2 separate regions of the Homo sapiens genome follow, and region 2 is linked to region 1. The links are chromatin loops, found by intact Hi-C in ENCODE. Cell type or tissue: Caco-2. All regions are shown on one strand. Each heading gives the region's core, and the rest is flanking DNA. Links, peaks and the distances in the headings are about the cores only.

The links. Peaks named below come from ENCODE experiments on the same cell type or tissue, not always from the same donor. Only the 100,000 strongest peaks of a DNase experiment are listed, where the experiment ranks them.
Region 2: it touches region 1 in a loop (2.6-fold over the local background); 2 of 110 quality-filtered maps call a loop at or near these places.

The regions. Positions count from the first base shown.
Region 1 is chr17:51,942,450-51,952,819 of GRCh38, forward strand. All of the region lies in intron 2 of CA10 (carbonic anhydrase 10), which reads right to left. Among named protein-coding and RNA genes, the nearest start is that of CA10, 210 kb to the right of the region's middle. In Caco-2, for the core only: no CTCF peak of the experiment used is centred there; a DNase peak (open chromatin) is centred at 4,902.
Region 2 is chr17:52,100,861-52,111,230 of GRCh38, forward strand. All of the region lies in intron 1 of CA10 (carbonic anhydrase 10), which reads right to left. Among named protein-coding and RNA genes, the nearest start is that of CA10, 53 kb to the right of the region's middle. In Caco-2, for the core only: a CTCF peak has its summit at 6,002 (motif pointing left); no DNase peak of the experiment used is centred there.

The DNA of each region.
Region 1 (10,370 bases), core at 675-8,674:
CAACACATTTCACTTGTCCTCTTAACTTTCCTGTTAGACTTTTGTATAATTACACTTCCTATTAGCCAGGAAGGAAATCTTGCAGGCATTATATATATATATATATCTGTCATCTCCCAAATCTTACCATGATCAAATCTGGGTGATAGCTTTGAATGCTTTGAATATTGAACCTAGCTACTAGTAGCCTAATGCAGGTTCCCACTGCCAGGTGCCTTAGTTTTTACTACAGTATCTTACTAAAGTTCCCTTTTACAAATGACATGAGAGCTTGGCAGACAAGGAAGAACCAGGACTAAAAATTGGGCTAGGTCCATGGTCCACAACAGAATTTAGTGCACAGCAATGTAAGGATGATGTTACTCTAGACCTGTGTTCCCTTGCAGCCCTGGAGTTCTGATTTGATGCTACCACCATGTTGCCAGTTTCCATTCCAATACTTGACACAATGTAGATACTCAACAACTACTTATTGAGTGGGTGGATGGATGCATGGATGGATGCATGAGAGAGGGCAGGACCAAGTGTCTGCTTTGCATACCATTTTCTCTCCCGTCCTTGTCATACTATGATCTTACAATATAATTTGTAGAATGAGTGGAGAATTATTCTACTTCATTTCAATACCCCCAATAACACAATATGCTCATGCTTACTTTTGTGCTTTTGCTTTAATTATTCTTTCCACTTTCTACACCCCATAGTCAAATTCTATACCTCTTAGCACCCCTAATTTAAATACTAATCCCTCCATTAAGTCATCCTTTACTATTGAAATCATCACTCTGGATTTCTAGAGAAGCTGGTTAGGTGCTAGAGGATTCCTACTTAATTATGCATGGCTATATTGTTCATTGTCTTAAAAATGCATTTCCTAAATAGATGCAAGTTCTTCAAGATCAGGAACTCTGATATGGCACAAGACCTAATTACAGGGCCTGGGCCTATAAAAGGTGACTGACCAAAAGTAAATATCTCTAAAGGGTTTTTAAAGAAAATCTCTTGTATTCAAAATGACTCTAGCAGGAAAATAGATTTAGTGAATTTCTGGCACTCCTCAACACCTTGTACCCAAATGTATGCCCAGCCTTTCGGGGCTCCTGGCAGTTCCACCAACAAGCCTTTGCCTGCAGTGGCTGCACTGCCTGGAGCATCCTTCCTTACTTTCCTATGCATGGAGTGCTTGTTGCAAGCATGATCTGGGACTCAAACCAGAGACTCTGATTAAATAAGTCTATGGCGGGATCCAGAGATTTGCATTATTTAACAAGCAGCCCAGCTACTTCCCATGCAATTGTCCATAGGTCATGATAATAGGAGAAACCAGCTGATGAAATTAACATTTATTGGAAGAAAGCAGGTTTTTCTCAGCTTTACAAGGTCAGCAACATGACCTTAACAATGACAGGCCTAAAGGGAAAAACACATCGACTAAAGGGTCAATAAGAAAGTATGGAACAGAGAAACAAACATTCAAATGTTGCCTCCTGCCCTGCCCCTTGAGAGAGTTACAGAACAGTATCTCCTGGTGGGGTTAGTAAAATTTCACTGGGACCCACCATTGCTCTCAATTTTCTCCACCTTTTGTTCTAATTCTTCGTCCACCAAACAACCTTTGGATAGAGGTTACCAAGTGTTCTAATCCCAAGAAAGAAAAAGAATGTCTTAGATGGCAGACATGAATAGTTCTGTTATAGAAAGGGGATTTCCCAATTCCCACATTTTAAAATGAACGGTCATAATGGCTTATTCACCATCCTGTGCTATTTTAATGATCACCAGTCAGGCCTAAGGTCCAAATCAGTGAATATACCAGGACTATCCTGTTTCTGGAATTAAGAATATGTTTATCAGACATGGGGCCATGAAGTTTTAACCGGTATGTGGCCTCCAACAGGCACTGCCAGCAACCAGACCCTGCCCCTCAATGGCCTACCTCTGCAGGCTACCCTCACCTTATGGGAAGAGAGTCTGCAACTTATCATCACGTAAGAAACAATAAGCTGCATTTAAAAACCAAAAATGATTTGTGCACAAAGACATTAACAAGAACATAATTTATCATAATGAAACACTGAAAACAATCTAAATGTGCAACAATAATAGGGGAACGGTTTAGTAAATTAGGTATACTCACATAAAGAATATTGGTGCCATCATTAACATAAATTTTAACAATACAGCAAATTTTTATATATAGTCTCAAATATATAAAACAATGTGCACTGGAGGGACAAAAAAATAACCAAAATGTGGATAGATGTTATCTCTGGATAGTGAAATTACAGGTGAATATTAACATACATGTATATTCCAAGCTATTTACAATGAGGAGGTAGTACTTTCAGAGTTAAAACATTTGAAAAATAAGACTGCTTATTTGGGCCAGATTTTAACACTACAGAGAATTATATTCTGTTAAACTGATTAATTTTCTTATCACATCTCTTTTCATTAGCAAGGAAATGATAAAGAGACTCTACTTCTCTGCACCCACTTTCCGAATTTCTGGGTCAACTGGGATGATCCGGGTAGACCCAGGAATAACATGCAGGTGGTACACCCTCCCCTTGTAGGAAAGGAGAGAAAGGGCAGTCACACTTAGCAGTTGTCAGAAAGAAGACCTGGGAGACTTCTCTATATCAAGCAAGAATTCCTCCTTTTCATCCCTGCCCTTGGACAAGAGAAGCTAATAGGGATTTAGTTAATTGGCTGGTTTTCATCCTAATTGGCTGATGAATCCATTCCAATCTCAAGAAAAATTGCAGAGGAAGAAACAAATGAGGGCTCAGCTGCCAATTGATGTTTTAGAGACGGCATTTTATGTGTCATGAGGTCTGAGGTCCTGGAGCTCAGAGTATTAGCTTTCCGGGAGACTGGGGCTCCATCAAGGGTGGGGTAAATATCCTTGCTGGGAGACCACAGGCTTTCCTGTCTCATTGAAGAAAAACCGAAAACGATGGCACACATTCGATTTTGTCATCTAATGCTAAATTCAGATTAAATCAACACGGACTCGTTCTGGGGTAGGGACAGAAAACTCCAGGGGGCTGAGGCTCTTGCATTATGTGGGCCTTCTGAAGGTGCCAGGTAAGCCGATGTCAGCTGAGTTTGCTCCTACTTTTCCCACATCAGTCAGTTCTACCACTTAACAGGGGGATTAGTAATCTCATTTCTTGGGACTGTCATCAAAGTATCAGAATAAAACCACTTAGTAGAGCTAGCCTTCTGCAAAATGTTGAGGTGGGCTAAATTGGTCTTCCACACCTTGTCACCTGCCTTTTAAGCCTCCTTCCCCTCGACTCCCTTATCAGGTAGGCTATTTCCATTTCTCACTCCCTTTCAGTCTAGCTCTCCTGCTCCCCATGCAAGATTACACCTCTCACAGTCACACAGTCTGAACTGCTCATTGGTACTTACGATCAGATATAAACAAAAACACACTTAGGAAAGGTGGGAATGATGATAGAAATTTGTGCTAGCTAAGAAATTCAGGCCAGATGAGGGCTATGACCAAACCATCCTAAAAAGATCACAGGAAATCTTGTCATTTGGGACAACATGGATGAACCTGGGGGGCGGCTTATTAACTAAGCCAGGCCCCGAAAACAAATACTGCATTATCTCACTTACACGTGGATTCTAAAATAGTTGAACTCACAGAAGCAGAGAACAGAATGGTAGTTACCAGGGCTGGGACAAGAGGAGCAATTGGGGAGATGTTAGTCAAAGGATATAAAATTTCAGTTAAGTGGAATAAGTTCCAGAAATCTATTTTATTAACATGGTAATTACAGTTAAAAACAATGCATTGTCTACTTGGAAAGTGCTAAGAACAGATTTTAAGTGTTTTCACCACAAAAAAATAAGTGTGTGAGGTAAGACGTATGTTAATTAACTTGATTTAGTTTAACTACTTCAATCTACTGATCAGATGCTTGTAGTATCTCTGGGGATTAAGAACACTCAATGGCTCCTCATTGCCACTGGTGCACTGAACCTCCTTTAGTCTGGCTTTGACTGCCCTTTGCTGTCTGGCAGCAATCCATCCCGTGGGACCTGTTTTCTGTGGCTCCTCATCTTGGCCTCTGGCTGGATGAGAGTCTGACATTTCCAGTGTGTCCTGGTGCTTTCCTTTCTCCATCACACCATGTCCCTCACCTGGCATGCCTACTCATTCAAATCTTACTCATTTTCCAAGGCTGGACTCAAGTATTGCTTCCTTTGAGGATTTTCCTCAATGCTCCTTACATTAAGTGATACTTTCTTCTTCCTCTAAAATTCTGTTTTATCCAATGTCTCTGCCATTTGTAACATGTCTTATAACAATAGCAGAAAGCATGTTTTTGCGTCTTAATAATCCTTGTAGCTTATAGTATGATAATGAAATATACGTTGTTTGATGAATGAATGAGGAGTGAATTTTTAAGGTATCCTGGGCATAAATTCTGAGTGAATGCTACCACACCACACAGCTGGACCTTTCTCTTATTCTTGTTTACTTGCTCTGGCTCTCATATATTCGCACATTTCTGTCAGCACAATTAGGGTATCTAAATTGAAAAATAAAATATTGATAAGCAGAGAGAAAAACAGTAAAAACAAAAATATGATGAATGCTTCCATTGTCTCAGAAATGACAGACCTTTTTCTACTTGGCCTTTATAATGTAATTATTTAAGTATTTCTGTATGTAGAATCCACCTTGCTCTTTAGAGGCCCTCAGGCACTTTTTACAATGCAACATCTTGATTTTGGAATGCATCTTCATGTGCAAAAAAAAAAAAAAAAAAAAAAAGCCAAAAACCTTGTCTAGACTTTGAGTCACCTTTATTTGTGTACTGTAAAAGACCGGTAGGAGCAGCCCAAATGGCTACAGTGAATGGGAGAGCCTCATAAAATCCGACAAAGGTTCACATACCTGAGGTTTGTAAACACAGCATATGTTCTTGTCAGTGTAGATGTGACCTTGCCGGTCTCTTTGCAGACTATATTAGTGCTGTGCAAATATTTCTACTCAATTGTAAAGGCACATTATACTCAGGGAAATTATTCTCCCAGCAAACAGACAGATGTTTAGCTTCACTTTAATATGACACTATAATCTGAATTCTTAATGTGAGACAGAGGTCCTGTTGGAGCTAGGGTGAAACTACACATGCAAAGTTTTAACAATGCAGCACTTTGTAGCATAGATTAAGTCACTACCTCTTTCTGACTAAAACTTTCTGCTCTTTCTTTCAAGCCCCTCTTGTAGCACCATGTGCAGGGGCCATGGTGCACTTAGCACACCTTGACAATCCTGAGATGATGCAGGAGGTGGCTGTGAGGATATTTATCAGTCTCTCTGAGCACTATCAAACACTTCTGCTTGCAAAGCCCTATAGAATAACATGGAGCAACATATGTCCAGTTGTGAGGTTCCCCTCTTAGGAGAATATGAAACATGCCTATCCTAGAGATATCAGCAAGGCTCAAAAAATTCAAGGAAAAAGAAAAAGTAGCTGGGGATAGACCAAACCCACATATCTAGATTCATTCTTGGGGGCTTTGGCATTCAACAAACAGATCCATCTTCAACTTGCTAGTTGTTGTCAAGGTTAATTATCCTTTAGGACTTCAAGTAAAGGAGGCCAAGGAAACTGAGCTCAACTCAAGTTTAGACACAGTGAAATTTCTTTTACTGCTGGGACTCAGCAACAAGACTGCCACCCCTGTGAGGTTCTCTCCATTTTCAATCCACTTTTCTACACTCCGCCTGTATTGCTGGGGCAGGGGCTCAATAAGCCATATTTCTGCTTTGTCAGCTCATTCCTGCAGGCTCTGCCCATAGGAAATCTAGAGAGACACTGGAAGGCTGGAGCTCTTCCTGTTTGCCTCCTGTTCCGGTTGGCATTATTCCAGCGATGGGTCATTGCCCTGGCACTTGGTTCCACTCTTCAGATTTACCCTCCCATATTCCTAGAACAAGACTCATCATAACCCCTTGGACACACCAACACCAACCAGCTGCAACGCTCCCCAGAGGACTGGGTTCCAGTTCTGCAAGGGCCTCCTCCAAGCTCCAGAGTCCTCAACAGCAGGTGGAGAAAGCCCTGCTATGAGTCTCCAGTTCTGTGCTCTCCGATGCTCAGCTTCTAAATTCTTTTCCCAGTCCCTTCTCCTTATTCTGCCGTCCCTGAAGTGGTAGTTGGTTCCTTTTATTATGACTTTTTTGTGGTGCACCAGGGTCTTTTATGTGTGTGCCTTTCCAGCCCTCTAATATCCAATTAAACAATTATTTTATATGAAATTATCACAGTTGAGATAATTGCATGGTTTCTATTTTCTTCACTGGGCCCTAATTGACATAACTTATTACTTGTAACAGAGTTACACAGATGTTTGCTAAATTGCTGATATTATATATTTTTGAAGGTATATTTACATGCTAAAAATGTATGATTAATCTGCATCTATTAAAAAGAACATGATAGATCACTATTACTGTCCAGAAAGATGTCCATAATATATTGAGTGATAACAGCAGTGATTTTTTATTAGTAAGCATTTGTTTCATATATAAGAAAAATAAATAAAATTATGAAGAAGTTAAAAATAACGGATACTATGATCTCTATGAGAATACTTTGTTATTCCTATTTAAATAACTTTGAGAATATCTTTAGCATAAGTAATTGGGGCAGCAGGATTTTTCTTCTGCCCAATATTTAGTTGGGATTGCAATAACTATCAAACAATTAAGATGCAATTTATGTCTTTGTCACAATTTGAAACCCAAAACATTTATATAATATGTGTAATTCAAAGGCACACATGCTACTGCATCTAAAATTTAACTTTTTAACTAAATATAACTAAAACCAACTCACAGAAAAGTCTACAGCTGGGAAGAAGAATTAGTAAAAACTTTAATTGTGGTCTCATTTACACTTCTATTTTCAAACTCATTCATGAATTAATTTTAACTCTGTGCCTCTGCCTTCAATCAAGCCATAAGTACCTGTCAGAAAATGACAGTGTTTGAATATCTGCACATATGTTGGAAATTTCTACACTTTGATTCCTTTGTCAAAATTTCCACTTAGAGCTGTGTGGGTGAGGCTCTAAGGCACAGGCAAGGAGGTTAGTCTCTCACTGTGGCCAAGATTCCACGCCAAAGAATGTTCATTTAGCGTGTAAGCCAACGCAGAACTCCTTATTAAGACAGTTGGCCCTCAGAGTCTTATAAAGCAGGAGGGGAGTATGATGTATGGAAGCAAATGTTGAGCAGGAACTACAGAAGGTTAGCCTTAAGGGTGATGTTCCATAGAGGAACCTTGGGCTAATCTTAATCTGTGAAGATGGACATTGGACTATAGAGCTTTGTGGCCCCTGTGCAGCCTGCCATTATACAAGATCACTTAACTACAATGTCTTAAAGCAACTCAGTCTAAGGCAGTAGTTGCAAAAATTTTGGATAGTATATCCCTGTTGGGGAAAAAAATTTGCGTGCAATGCCACCATGTGAATATTTATTCATAAATTACATATGGATGCTGTTATACTAATTATTAGTACAATTAGGAACAATTAGTATTGGGTACCCTCCAAGACACTGAATATCAGCCAGCACCCTCTCATTCAGTTGTAGTCACACTGACCTTCTTACTGATCATTAGCCTTGCTAAACATGCCCTGTCTCACCATCCCTGCACTGGATGCCTCTCTGTCCACTAGCCACTTGGTTCATATTCTCACCTACTTCAGGGCTGCTCAAAGGTCAATCTCAGAAGGGCTTCTCTGACTTCCTGTGTTACCTCTGACCCTCTGTCTCCTCTTTACTCTAGAACACTTGTGCTGGGTTCCTCTGTTTACCTTGCAGACACTGCTTTCCCCTTCTCTGTCCTTTTCTGTGCCCTGGGAGGCTGATTTGCATGGATTACATTCAACTGGGCTCCCCTGAATTATGGCTTCTCTTTGGGTTTGGCCAATAGGAGGCACTCGCAGGGAACTGGAGGGTGAGAAGAGAGATGCCTGGACGTTTATTCCATCAGCAACCACCCTTGCAGGGCTATGGATGGGAAATGGCTGTTTTCCTCTCCCAAGGTCACACCTCCTATTGGGTGTCCTTCTCCTACCACCAATCACTGCTTCCTCTTCATTTGGGCCACCGCTTCTTGCCCTGGAGGAGATAGTTCCCTATTATTAGAAGGCCCTAGACGACTTCACCATTCCTTGTTAGTTTCTCTTAAACTCTGCCTAGCTTTCTATAAATAGCTTTTCGTGCACTCTCCTCAGACATTTACTTTGAGCATGCCATCTGTTTCTTCCCAAGACCCTGAATGATACAGCACTTATCACCAATAAATATAGCATATATTTATATTGATAGTCTGATTCCTCCCATTTGAATGGAAAATAGCCGAGCGCAGAGATTTTTCACCTGTTGTTGTTTTCTGCTATGTGCTTAGCTCCTAGGATAGTGCACAGCATTTAGTAGGCACCCAGGTACCTGCCAAATACATAGATGAATAATATTTTCCTCCTAGGTCCCAATGGATTGTCTTGCACATTCCATTTTGGAAATCACCAACTTAAGGAACAAATATATATTATTCTTCACCAGGTTTTACTAAGTGTTGGACTAACCTAGCTTAATTCCTACATAATACATATCCCTGATTATTTTCAAAGCACATGAAATGTAATGTAGCAGGAAACTCTCCTGAAAGTTCTCAGGTTCCTCCTCCAAGATTCTCATAATGAAAGCTCCAACAGATATTGAGCCAATCATGAGAAGGACCTTATTAGTTCACCTTTTCAAGTTGTCTTTAACAGATTTTCTTTCTCCCTCCTGATTTCCGTTTTAAGAACATTTCTTCTTTTCTTTCAATAAGGACCATAAAAACTGCCCAAGGAAGCAAAGCCTTGGCTCACTCACTTTGTCCCTACTTGCAACAGGAGAAAAATCATCAAAATCCTGTTCCCCGGCTCAGTTACTTAATTTGCATATGATGCTCCATTACTTAATTATCTTATAACTCTTAGGGCTTAGTTGCCCAAATCAGACTTAACAATCATCTTTGGTAACAACATCCCTTACAGCAAAGAGCTAACTCAAAAGAAAATGATTTTTTAAAAAAATGACAAACACATACAAATACCTTTTTGTCCTCCATGCAAAAATTTGGGTGATGGATTCTTTATGAATTGCTCTATGCCTATTAAACATGCCCATTACTTTACTATTGGAAAAACCAGATTATTTTTCACATGCCTGAGTTTCCTTTCTTTGTACTAATCAATAACTGCAGATGTACTCTAAGAGTTGCTACCATACTGAACAAAATCTGATCTTCAAGACAACCTCGTGGAACCTGCTGAGGTTGCCTTGGGAGGGAGAACCTAAGTGGTGAGAAACTGCTGAATCCTGTATCCAGGAGGAAACATTCTGTACACACAATAACTTCTATGTGCATGTGGCTACAATTTTTAATGCTGTGCTCATCTCTGGCTATATATAGTGGCATGAGTAAGAGTTTTCTCGTGTGGTTTTGAGTTTCTTGAGCTGTAAATCAAAACATTGTGATGTTCAAACAGTCTTTGGGAAGAAGAGAAAATTAACTGCCAAAATTATTAAAATGGAACTCTACTTTCTATTAGAACCAGAATAGAACAGCTTGCATGAATAGGTAAGTGCAAAGTAAGATATAATTTTCTTTCACTTGAATGGCGTTTGTATTTCCCTCTGCCAGCAGTGGTATGACTCTCCAATGTTGTATTACTTTGCTAAAGCTGCTATAACAAGTATCACACACTGGGTGGTGAAACAACAGAACTTTACTGTCTCACAGTTCTGGAGAGAGTTCTCATTTAACTTGAATAATTATATTTGCAACAACCCTTTTTCCAAGTGAGGTTATATTCTGAGGTACCGGGGGTTAGGACTGCAACTTGTACATTTGGGAAAGGGGATGTAACTGCACACTGGCTCATGCTCAGCTATTTGAGAGGCTGAGGTGGGAAGATCACTTGAGCCCAGGAGTTCAAGCGTTCAAGGCTGCAATAAGCCAGTATCATGCCACTGCATTCCAGCCTGGGTGACAGAGAGGGACCCTGTCTCAAAAAAAAAAAATTAAAACTAAAAGAAGATCAATAAATTTGGGGGAGCACAATTTAACCACAACAAATGGTAAAAATAAAAAATGTTAGGTCTTAAGAAAATACTAAGAAACACTTGGTCCAGCTCTTTTGTTTTTTAGTGATAAATAGAAAGGGAAAATGTCTTATCCAGGGTTACCTGTCAGCAATAGCAACATAGACTCAGAGCACGAGGCACAAGGCTCTGCTCTGGTGCTTTCCAAAGCACACACTGCCTTTATTTCATT
Region 2 (10,370 bases), core at 1,415-9,414, 160 kb after region 1:
TTTCTTGTACTGTATTATAGCTTTGGTAGGCTTTTTGGAGGAAATAATGATATCTTCATTGTCTATGATGCCTTCTAAATATTTTTCGCTACTCTGACTTACAGTCCAGATATTAGCTAATCCTTTGCCCAGATAAGGCTTACTCTTTTTTGGTTCTAAGTCAATGTAGTTGCAAAATTCAGACCTTCACATATTCCCCCAAGAATTCTAGTCTCGACAACCCTGAGAATAATGTAAGCTGATGCCACCATTCCCTGCTGGCAGGATTTTTTTGGGTACATGTTGATGGCCTCCAGTAATGAGATGCAAGTGAGAGCTAAGTCCCCTTCTCCCAACCCAGCCACTAGGTGAGATGCTGCAATGAAAACATGTATCTGACTAATTTCTGCAACACATACATCCTTTTATTCATGAGCATGTACACAATTTTTTTTCTCATATGAGATGGCGAAGCACCATCTCTGTTAAGACACTTTCAAAAGGACCCTTGTATGAAAAGATTACTTGAGGCAAATGTGACATCATGTCAGCAGCAGAATTCAGCCAGTATTCCAGTTAAAATCAGCCAAACAAATTCTCTGTTAAGTGGCAGGTCATAAGAATTATTAAATGGATCCCTAAGCGAGGGCCACCACTAGAAAGGAGCATACAGCTTTTGGACTTGCTAGATCCTCATACCTTATTTATTCAAGGGCAGCTGTTCCTGTGTGATGCTTTTGACCAATCCACATGTCTTGAAGACCATCCATTTCACCAATAAAAAATTATAATATTTCTTATGTTAACCAACAAAGTCTCTAGGTAGAGATTTAGGTAAGGAGAGTTGATCACTTGTCTTGGCTGCCATTGAACGGTTGACTACTAATAAGTTTCTCTTCAGTGCTACCCTCTGGGGTGTGTATTCTTCTCAAGGGCACTTCAAATGTTAGCTATTCCTAGGGTATAGATAAAATCAACTTAAACATATATAGCATAGGGTTTAAATAGAAATATTCAAAGGTAAATAATGAACACCTAAATTAATAAATTTCTCCCTCCCTTTTTTCTTTCCTTCCATTTTTTTTCTCTTTCTCTTCTGTTCACTTTTTCCTTGGTCTTCCATACTGAAGAGTGATTGAGTCATTGTAAAGGATATTTTGGAGTGCATATTGTTTCCACTAAAATTTAAAATCCACAGACATTGTTGCTCTCCAAAGTCCCTCCTTAGCCACCCTGACACCAGCAGCTCTGCTTTCCTGAATCCTGTCCCCTCCACTTGTGGAATTTCAAATTACTTTCCCATGTATTCTAACTCCCTATAACACTCTCTCAGCTTTTAACTTGCCAACCTAAACACCAAGATTCTCAGGAAAACAGAGACTCCTCCAGAGAATTCTGGCCGGCCTCCTTAGAAGGCTGTTTGTGGAACATCTTTGTTTACTCAAACATGTCCTTGAGGTCTCTACCTTTTCTCATCTCCTTAGTAAACAACTTTGCTGAGCGATTATTTCAAGCAAATGCAATGTTGTTAAAATAAACTAAAATGGAGACCAGGCATGAAAAATTCTAGAGAAGACAGAGATAGGCCTTGAAAGTGACCTTAAACTTGTTTGAATCGCAACCACAAGTGGAACTTAACTTGAGCTATTTCTTATAAATGCCAACATTAAGAAACATGGAACTTTAACTGAACCAATCAAAAGCTGCCATCTAACACAGAGTTATGTAACTAGAAGCTTTCCAGTAGGACAGACAAAACGAGGCAACTACATAACCCAAACCAATCAGATATCTTCCTTGCCTTGCTTCTGTGTTCACTATAAAAGCCTCCCTCTTGGGCTTCTTCAGTGGAACCCTGAACCACTTGCTGCCTGATTCATGAGTCACTGTTTGCCCGAATAAACTCTATACAATTTTATTGTGCCTCAGTTTATCTTTTAACAGTATTCTTCTCAAGAATGTAAATAAAATTTTCCTCAACCTCATTACTAAGAATGATGTTTCATTCTTAGTGTTTAAACCTTACAAAAGGTCCAAAATTCATGTCATCCCACATATATTCTTATGTACCCTTCACCCTCTACGGAAGTCACTTACTGTTGACATGCATATACATCCTCAAGGGCTTTCATGTATTAGATTTTTTTTTTCCTGCTATGTGCACGCACTTCTCACTTCTTTTTGTTGTCCTTGGGTTTACACTTTTAGAATTGTCTCAGCCTAAGGTAATCATGAGAATAACCTGGAGATTTTGAAACTACAAAGAACGTCACTAGATCTTTTGAATCAGAGTCTGAGGGTTATACCCAGCACCTGTGTTTTGTAAAACCATCTTCCCTGGTAATTTTTGTACACAGCCCTAAGTAAGACTTCTCCACTATTTAGCGCAGGAGGATAGCGTTATTGTTTTCTTTCTTTGGGAACCACCTGTGGTTAGATAATTAAGGCTTTTCAGTGACCACAAGCTCTGGCACTTGCTCCAGGATCAACTCCCTGCCAGTCACTCTCCCAGTCGTCCACAGCACAATCCACAGTGACTTCTAAGGCCAGAGAGGCAAGTTTGCACTTGTTCACACATCATTTTTATACCATTGCTTGTCACCTGAATCTCATTCTTGCTCCCCCACAGGGAGCTGGTCAATCTTGCTGAAGAGTGAGTCTGGGTAAGCTCCCTCCTAATCAGAGCAACTCAGTAGTCTGTGCCTGTGCCCGAGACTGCTGACCCTTAAATTAGGGAAACTCAACATTTGCTAGCTTCCCTACTGGATTAGGTGGCCATGACTGTTTGATGCTGCAGCTAGGATGAACTAGGGTGATTTTGGCATTGACGTTTGTCTTTAGTCACAAAGCTGGGAACTACTGTTGGTGATTCATATACACAAAATGAAGGGTGCAGTTCATCGCATTTCTTCTTCCAAGGCTCTCATTTGTTTCAAGTTCATAGCCCAAGTTTCTCCTTACCGCAAGAGGCAGTCCCCCCAGCACTTGGGTGGTTAGGTGGATGACATGACTTCACACTGGCATGGGCGCTGCCTCACACCTTAGATGTTTCCACATGGGCAGACTGATATAGTGAAGCAAGCTCGGGCTTTGGAGCCAGACTGATCTAGGTTCAAACCCCAGCTCTGCAGAACCTAAAGTTCTGTGGCCTTGGGCCAATGACCATACTTTACTGAGATTCCATTTGCGATCCATAAAATGAGGATAATTAAAAAATTAATAATACCTGCCTCACAAGTCTAATGGACTTAAGATAATATAAGGACATCTGTTAGGCAATCAGCACCTGCTCCTTCCTCCTTTGGCTCCCATACAAAGGAGGGTGGGGTCCCTCATCACACCTCCTGCCTTTTTTTTTTTTTTCTTCTCTGAGACAGTGTCTGGTTCTGGCTCTGTCACCTAGGCTGAAGTGCAGTGGCACAATCTCTGCTCACTGCAACCTTGGCCTCCCGGGTTCAAGCCAACCCTCCTACCTCAGCCTCCCGAGTAGCTAGCTGGGACTACAGGTATGCGTCACCATGCCCAGCTAATTCTTGCATTTATTTGTGGAGACTGGCTTTCGTCATGTTGCCCAGGCTGGTCTTGAATTCCTGAGCTCAAGCAACCCGCCTGCCTCAGCTTCCCAAAATGCTGGCATTATAGGTTTGAGCCACTGTGCCTGGCCCTCCTGCCTTGTTCTTAGCTGTCTTTCTCAAACGAGGGCACAAACAACAATAACTACTGGGAGAACTTTGTCAAAGCATCCATTCTCCCACCCCTAGATCCAACCCTCTTTGAAATCTCCAACCTTACCTCCTTCTCCTCCTCTCTTGGTGCCTTCCTGGAATGTTTCCCAGGTGCTGGACTCCACGGCACAACAAGTGAAGCACTGAGGGTACTGACTTAAAGAGGCATTCACCCTCTCCCAAGTCCTAAGCACTGACTCCTTGAATTGTGGGCCCTGGGTGCCTCTCGCTAGTCTTGGCCCTGCTAGGGCTTTCCGTCGATTCATCATTTGCTGCACGGATGACAACCATTTCTTTTCTCCCAGTAGGTTAGATAAAGCTTAGATTAATTAACAGTAGAGCTTAGGCAACTTTTCTTGCTGGAGTACTTACAAAAAAATAAGGGGTTCCTGAGAGCCACCCAGACTGATGAAAGATCAGCCTAGCTGCACTTTAGACTCACCTGAAGTCTAGACGCTCAGCTTCCAGGGATTCTGGTTCCATTAGGCTGGGGTAGGGCAACATGGGTAATTTTAAAAAGCTTCTCAGGTGATTTGTAAGATGATTAGGGTCCAATCACTGGCCCGGGCTCAGGGAATCTGTATTCAAGCTCCCAGATGATTCCTACATGCATTAAAGCTTCAAAACCCACTGGCTTCCTATTAAACTCTCCAGCTCTGAAATCAGACCCAGGTTCAAATCCTCATGTTTTTTTGTTTTTTTTTTTTGAAATGGAGTCTTGGCTCTGTCGCCCAGGCTGGAGTGCAGTGGCACAATCTCGGCTCAGTGCAAGCTCCGCCTCCCGGGTTCACACAATTGTCCTGCCTCAGCTTCCCGAATAGCTGGGACTACAGGCGCCTGCCACCACACCCGGCTAATTTTTTGTATTTTTTAGTAGAGAGGGGGTTTCACCGTGTTAGCCAGGATGGTCTCAATCTCCTGACCTCGTGATCTGCCCGCCCTGGCCTCCCAAAGTGCGTGAGCCACCACACCTGGCCTCAAATCCTTATTCTTGCACTCACTACCATATTACTTTGAGCAAGGTTCTTACCCGCTTCTTCACCTACAAAATGACAATAATAACAGTACCTTCCACAGAAGTGTTCATGGGGATTAAGTAAGATGGAAATAAGTTAGCATACTGTATGACATACAGCAAGTCCCACTAAGTGATACCTTATTAACATGCTAAAGCATTTATTGAGCCCTTCCTTATTGTGGATTAGCATTTTATGTGTGTGTGTATATGAGACATAGTGACTCATCTCCAGGCCTGTGACTTTGGGCTACTTAACACCTTTGTGCATCAGGAGATTATAAACAGCATAAAAGAAGTAAGTCATGAGGATTCAATGAAATATTGCATGAAAAGTGTTTAGTAGAGCCCTAGTACATAGTAAATGCTCAGTAAATGCCAGCTGTTATAATTGCACATAATAGTCAATTTTCAATAAAAGTTGATAATTCTGGAGTATTCTTAATACATTTCCTGTCCAAGAAAATACCCAGCTTGGCTCCTAAGTAAAGCCAAAGATCTTTCTTGTGCTTATTTCTTAGATTTTGCTATAGGGGCTGGCCCGCATCACGGGTTTAAGGAAAGTTTTCTAAATGCACAAACGAATGGATTACTAGGGAATTTCCACTTGCCTTCACCCTCCACACTGATTTTGCCTGTGACTCAAGATCGTGAAAGTCTTCCTGACCACGGGGCCATTCATTCCGTTTCCAAATGCTGCAACCCGCCCATGGCTCTAATCAAGAGCAGAACTGATTTATGCTGGAAGTGGAGTGAGCCAGGGAGGTGGAATCCTCCACCGCTGATTTGTTTATTGCTGAGTCCTTGAAAATTGAATAGGGAGGAAAAGGGAGGTGTGAGAAATGAGTTAAGAGCTACTCCCCATCACATTTGATAAGAGGTTCTTTCACTCTGGAAGAGTATAGCTTTTCGTTGTTGTTAATATGAAAATGCTATAAGTGCTACAAAAACACATGTCAAGTTCCATGCCTGTCTTCCACCTGATGGCCACCAAGAGCCCTGACAATGATGGAATAGCAAGCTGCCTGGATTTCTAGGGCTTAATTAAGGAACTGTAACAGGCTATGCTACAACTCTGTAATACTCCTTGGTAAATGACTACAGTAGATAAAGAAAAATTGGTTTCCTCCATTTAGCAGATATTGATTACAGGGTTTGTTTTAAAACATTTAGACTAACTTGGTTCTTTGTTTTATTTATTCACTTCCATGCATTAATTGAAAGCCCACGGCTCAGATTGTATTAACTTGATCGCCCTCTACTGGCCACATGCTGGAGTACATGCCTGTTTTTGACCTATCCTACAAAAACTACAGCTATTTTTAGAAAGTATTGGCCTTTTCAAGTCAAACATACTTTTTCAAGGTCAATTATGAGTACGGTGGGGAGACTCCTGTATATAAAACCCCAAATTGTCTACTCTGTTTTTGAATATTCTGCTTCCTGAAAGATCTTTCGATTCCATATATTTGATAATTTAAGAAGAACCATGACCAGGAGCCAGAAGATCTGAGTTCACATGGGCCTACCCTCTCATCTATGAAAGGAGAAGGTTGAGGTAGGACAGGCACAAGGCCCCTTTTTAATCTCTCAAGCTGGGGCGGTAGGGACTGCACCCCATGTTAGAAGCCAGGTGCCCTGCGATCGAGTCCTAATTTGAGATTTAGTTCTGATTCCCTTTTACTCTTGCTATAAAGTGAATAAGGAGGGTATGAAATCTCCAGGGTTCCTTTGAATTCCAATATGTTAGGACTCAATTCATACTAACCTCGAGCACATATAAGTGACAGGGAGGAATTTTCGGAAAGATAATTCCTCTTAAAACCCCTTTAAAAGGTTATTTTTTCTTTTTTCCTATGACAATTTTCTAGAAAACATAGGATTTATTCCTCACAAAGCTCCCCATACTTGTAGCTGAAACTATTGTCTCCACATGAACAGTTTGAATAAACTGTAACATTTTTATTATCTAGAACATAGGAGAGAAAAAAATCCAACACCAGATTCTAGATGGAGATTTATTGCAGATTCTTATAATTTGGGGGGGAAAATAAAATGATGAGGCCCTTCAAGTCCAAGGGAGAAAAGCTGGCTCTGAGTCCCTAAGCAGAAACATTTTTTAAAAGCTGCTCTACTTCCCTCCACAAAGCAGATCTGCAATGTGATCGGCAACCTTTTGCTTCCATCATTTTGGTGGATTACCCAGTCCCTAGACACAGTTCAAAGAAGACATTTGCTCAGGTAGGGTGAGCACAGTGTAATCCTCCATCCTTGCAACAAACATTAAGAGCATTTAAGAAAGTCAGAGCAAGGCAATGCTGGAAGAACTTCTTTTCTACTATGAGAAAAAGCAGAAAATGCCACATACAACAATGTAAAATTGATTGACTTAGCAATAATCTGGCCTAGGGAAAATTTACCAAGTTTCAAGAAAGGAATTTGTTTTTAAAAATAAAACGTCCTTGCATTTAATTAGCCACGCACTTATTCTATTATAAGAATAAGCCAGGCACTATTCTATCAGGCACTTTGAAATGAATAATTGTATTTGCTTTTTAAAAATCAATATTAGGTGTATATATATATTTTTAATATATTTTTATATATATATTTTTTATATATATATATATATATATATATATATATAATATGTATATGATGGAATACTACCCAGCCATAAAAGGAATGAATTAACAGCACTTGCAATAACCTGGATGAGACTGGAGACTATTACTCTAAGTGAAGTAACTCAGGAATCAAAAACCAAACATTGTATGTCCTCACTGATATGTGGGAAATAAGCTGTGAGGATGCAAAGACATAAGAATGATGCCATGGGCCAGGCGCAGTGGCTCACGCCTGTAATCCCAGCACTTCGGAAGGCCAAGGCAGGCGAATCACGAGGTCAGGAGTTCGAGACCAGCCTGACCAACATGCTGAAACCCCGTCTCTACTAAAAATACAAAAAAAATTAGCTGGGCGTGGTGGTGTGTGCCTGTAATCCCAGTTACTTAGGATGCTGAGGCAGGAGAATCGCTTGAACCTGGGAGGTGGAGGTTGCAGTGAGCAAAGATTGAGCCATTGCACTCCAGCCTGGGTGACAGGGGGAGACTCCGTCTCAAAAAAAAAAAAAAAAAAAAAAAAAAAAAGAATGATGCAATGAGATTTGAGGACTTCGGGGGAAGAGTGGGAGGGCGCAAGGGATAAAAGATAACAAATATGGTGCAGTGTATACTGCTCAGTGATGGGTTCACCAAAATCTCACAAATCACCACTAAAGAACTTACCCATGTAATCAAACACCAACTGTACCCCAACAAGTTATGGAGAAATAAAATAAAATACTGAAGTACAAACTTTTTTTAAAAAAAAGTGAAAAACACAGGATCTGTATATTAAATTACAAATTGCTGATGAAAGAAATCAAAGAGACCTCAATAAATGGAGACATCCCTACTAGGTTCATGGATTGGAGGACTCAACATAATAAAGCCATCAATTCTCCCCAAATTAATCTGTAAGTTTATTACAACAGCAACAAAACCAATACTAGGAAGGGAGTCATAGGGGCATTACACTCATGTTGTAGATGATAATTAAGAAGATTATGTATCTTCCCTACAAAGACCAAATCCCACAGATAATAGTACTATTTTCTGATATTTAAAATTTTGCTCTAAGAGATTTTCGGAGAAAACATTCAAGTCCTTCTAAGGATGCTAGGGCTGTATGGATGCATACATGTGTATCTTCTTTTCCGAAGGGACAAAAAACAAAATAAACCACATATTTCCAGGGGAAAACCAAAGCAATAGAGTAGAGAGAAGAAATGTTTGAGTTTGATTCTGCACTAACTTTTCCAAAGCAAGAGTTCTATTCAGTGTGAGTACCTTCCAGAACAAGGCACTGTGTGGGAAACATCGTAGAAGGCTGTAATCTTTCCCCAGATCATTTCCTGGTTGGGGAATAAACTATTGCAGATTAATGCAGATTACATTGTGTTCTCTCTGAGGACTGTAGACAAAATAGTGGCTATTAGTTTCTAGGGACTGGAAATTAATAGAGAGGGAGTTTAATGCAAGTCACATTCAATCCCATGAGCAAGTCTTTAAAATCTATCAGGTCTAGTTCAAAAATAGGTCTCACATTCCATTATTCTCTCCATCTCCACTATTACTATCTTAGATCAGTGGTCCAAAAGATAGGAACAGGAGCATTGACAGTGTGTTTCATGACTTTCAGGCAGTCAATTTCAGAGAAGGCAATAGCAAAGAAGAATCATGTTCCTTTCTGACTTAAAGAATTTGAGACCCTGTTCCTATTATCTCTGGAATCTAGAGGCATCACATCCCATGCATCCTCTGGCATCATGATCACAGAAGTTTTATCTGCAACAGGTGTATGAGGAGCTTATATAACTGTGCATGCTCATACCCTCCTAATCTCATCCGCATGACTATTCTGCAAACACAAAGCATAAAATACCCCAGACTAGACACCGGCATGAGTCCAGCTGAAAAAATTGACAGATCAGCATGGTCTCTGTATAAGCATGTGATAAAATCTCTACAGTCATGTTTTCCAACTGAATGCTAGCTCTCCCTCCCCTGGATCCCCATAACCTTTCTTCCATTCTCTGATAATAGCTTTTCATTTGCTTTCTCTGCCTGTTAAACTGTAAGTTCCTGTGGGTAGGGAGCAGGTATGATCACGTGCCTTACTTAACTCAGACAGCAGGATAAAATGAGTCCTCTGGAGTCTCACAGACCTATCCTGGAAGGCCAACTTTACTAACTGTAGGGCTTTGGGCCCTTAACCTCTCTGAGCCTCAATTCCAATAGGAAAACAGTTATTGTAAGTATCCAATGACATTTATGCAAATGGCTTAGCCAATGCTTGCCCCTAGCAATTGATGTGATAAATAATACCACTGTATCCTAGGTTGGGCTCTCTAGAGTTAATATTTGAGATGGAGATTTGGGTGTCTGCGATTTACCTGAAGGAGAGGTCTCAGAAAGAAAGGAGTTAGGGAAGTAAGACAGAGTCGGGGGAGGAGCTAAGCTGAACTCTAGCTTCAGCCTGATCCCACAGGGAGGTCTGAAGCATAAATTGCACCAAAAGGTTGGTTCCCTCTTGGGATGGGTCCAGCCATTTCTATCCTCCCCCCATTCAAACCCTCCATATCCATTGGTTACTGGCTATAGGCTGCCTTCCTTTGTGGGCACAGAAGGACGTATCCTCCATGGCCAAGCAGCTCCCATGGCCAAGGACAGTTCCACGAAGAATAGGGCAGTTGTGAGCTGACAGTAACCTATACTCACAGCAACCATGTAAGGGAGATCTGGGAAAGGCACCAGAAACACCCACTACACTATTATTATATTTGTATCATTCTATGTCCAAATATGAGCTTTTGACATGACAGGGACTCAATAAATAGTTGAACTAAATTGAAGAATCTAAATTGCATAGACTGTGCAAAGCCAGCATGAATAGCTTTTGTCTCATCCGCATATTCAAAATCTTTGGAGACAGCTGTCACATTCCTCCCCTTCACTGGCCCTCAGAATTGCCAAGACTACACAAGGTTGTAGCACACCCCTAAATTCCCAGGCACACTGATTATGTATGACGCTCACTTAACTGTAAAT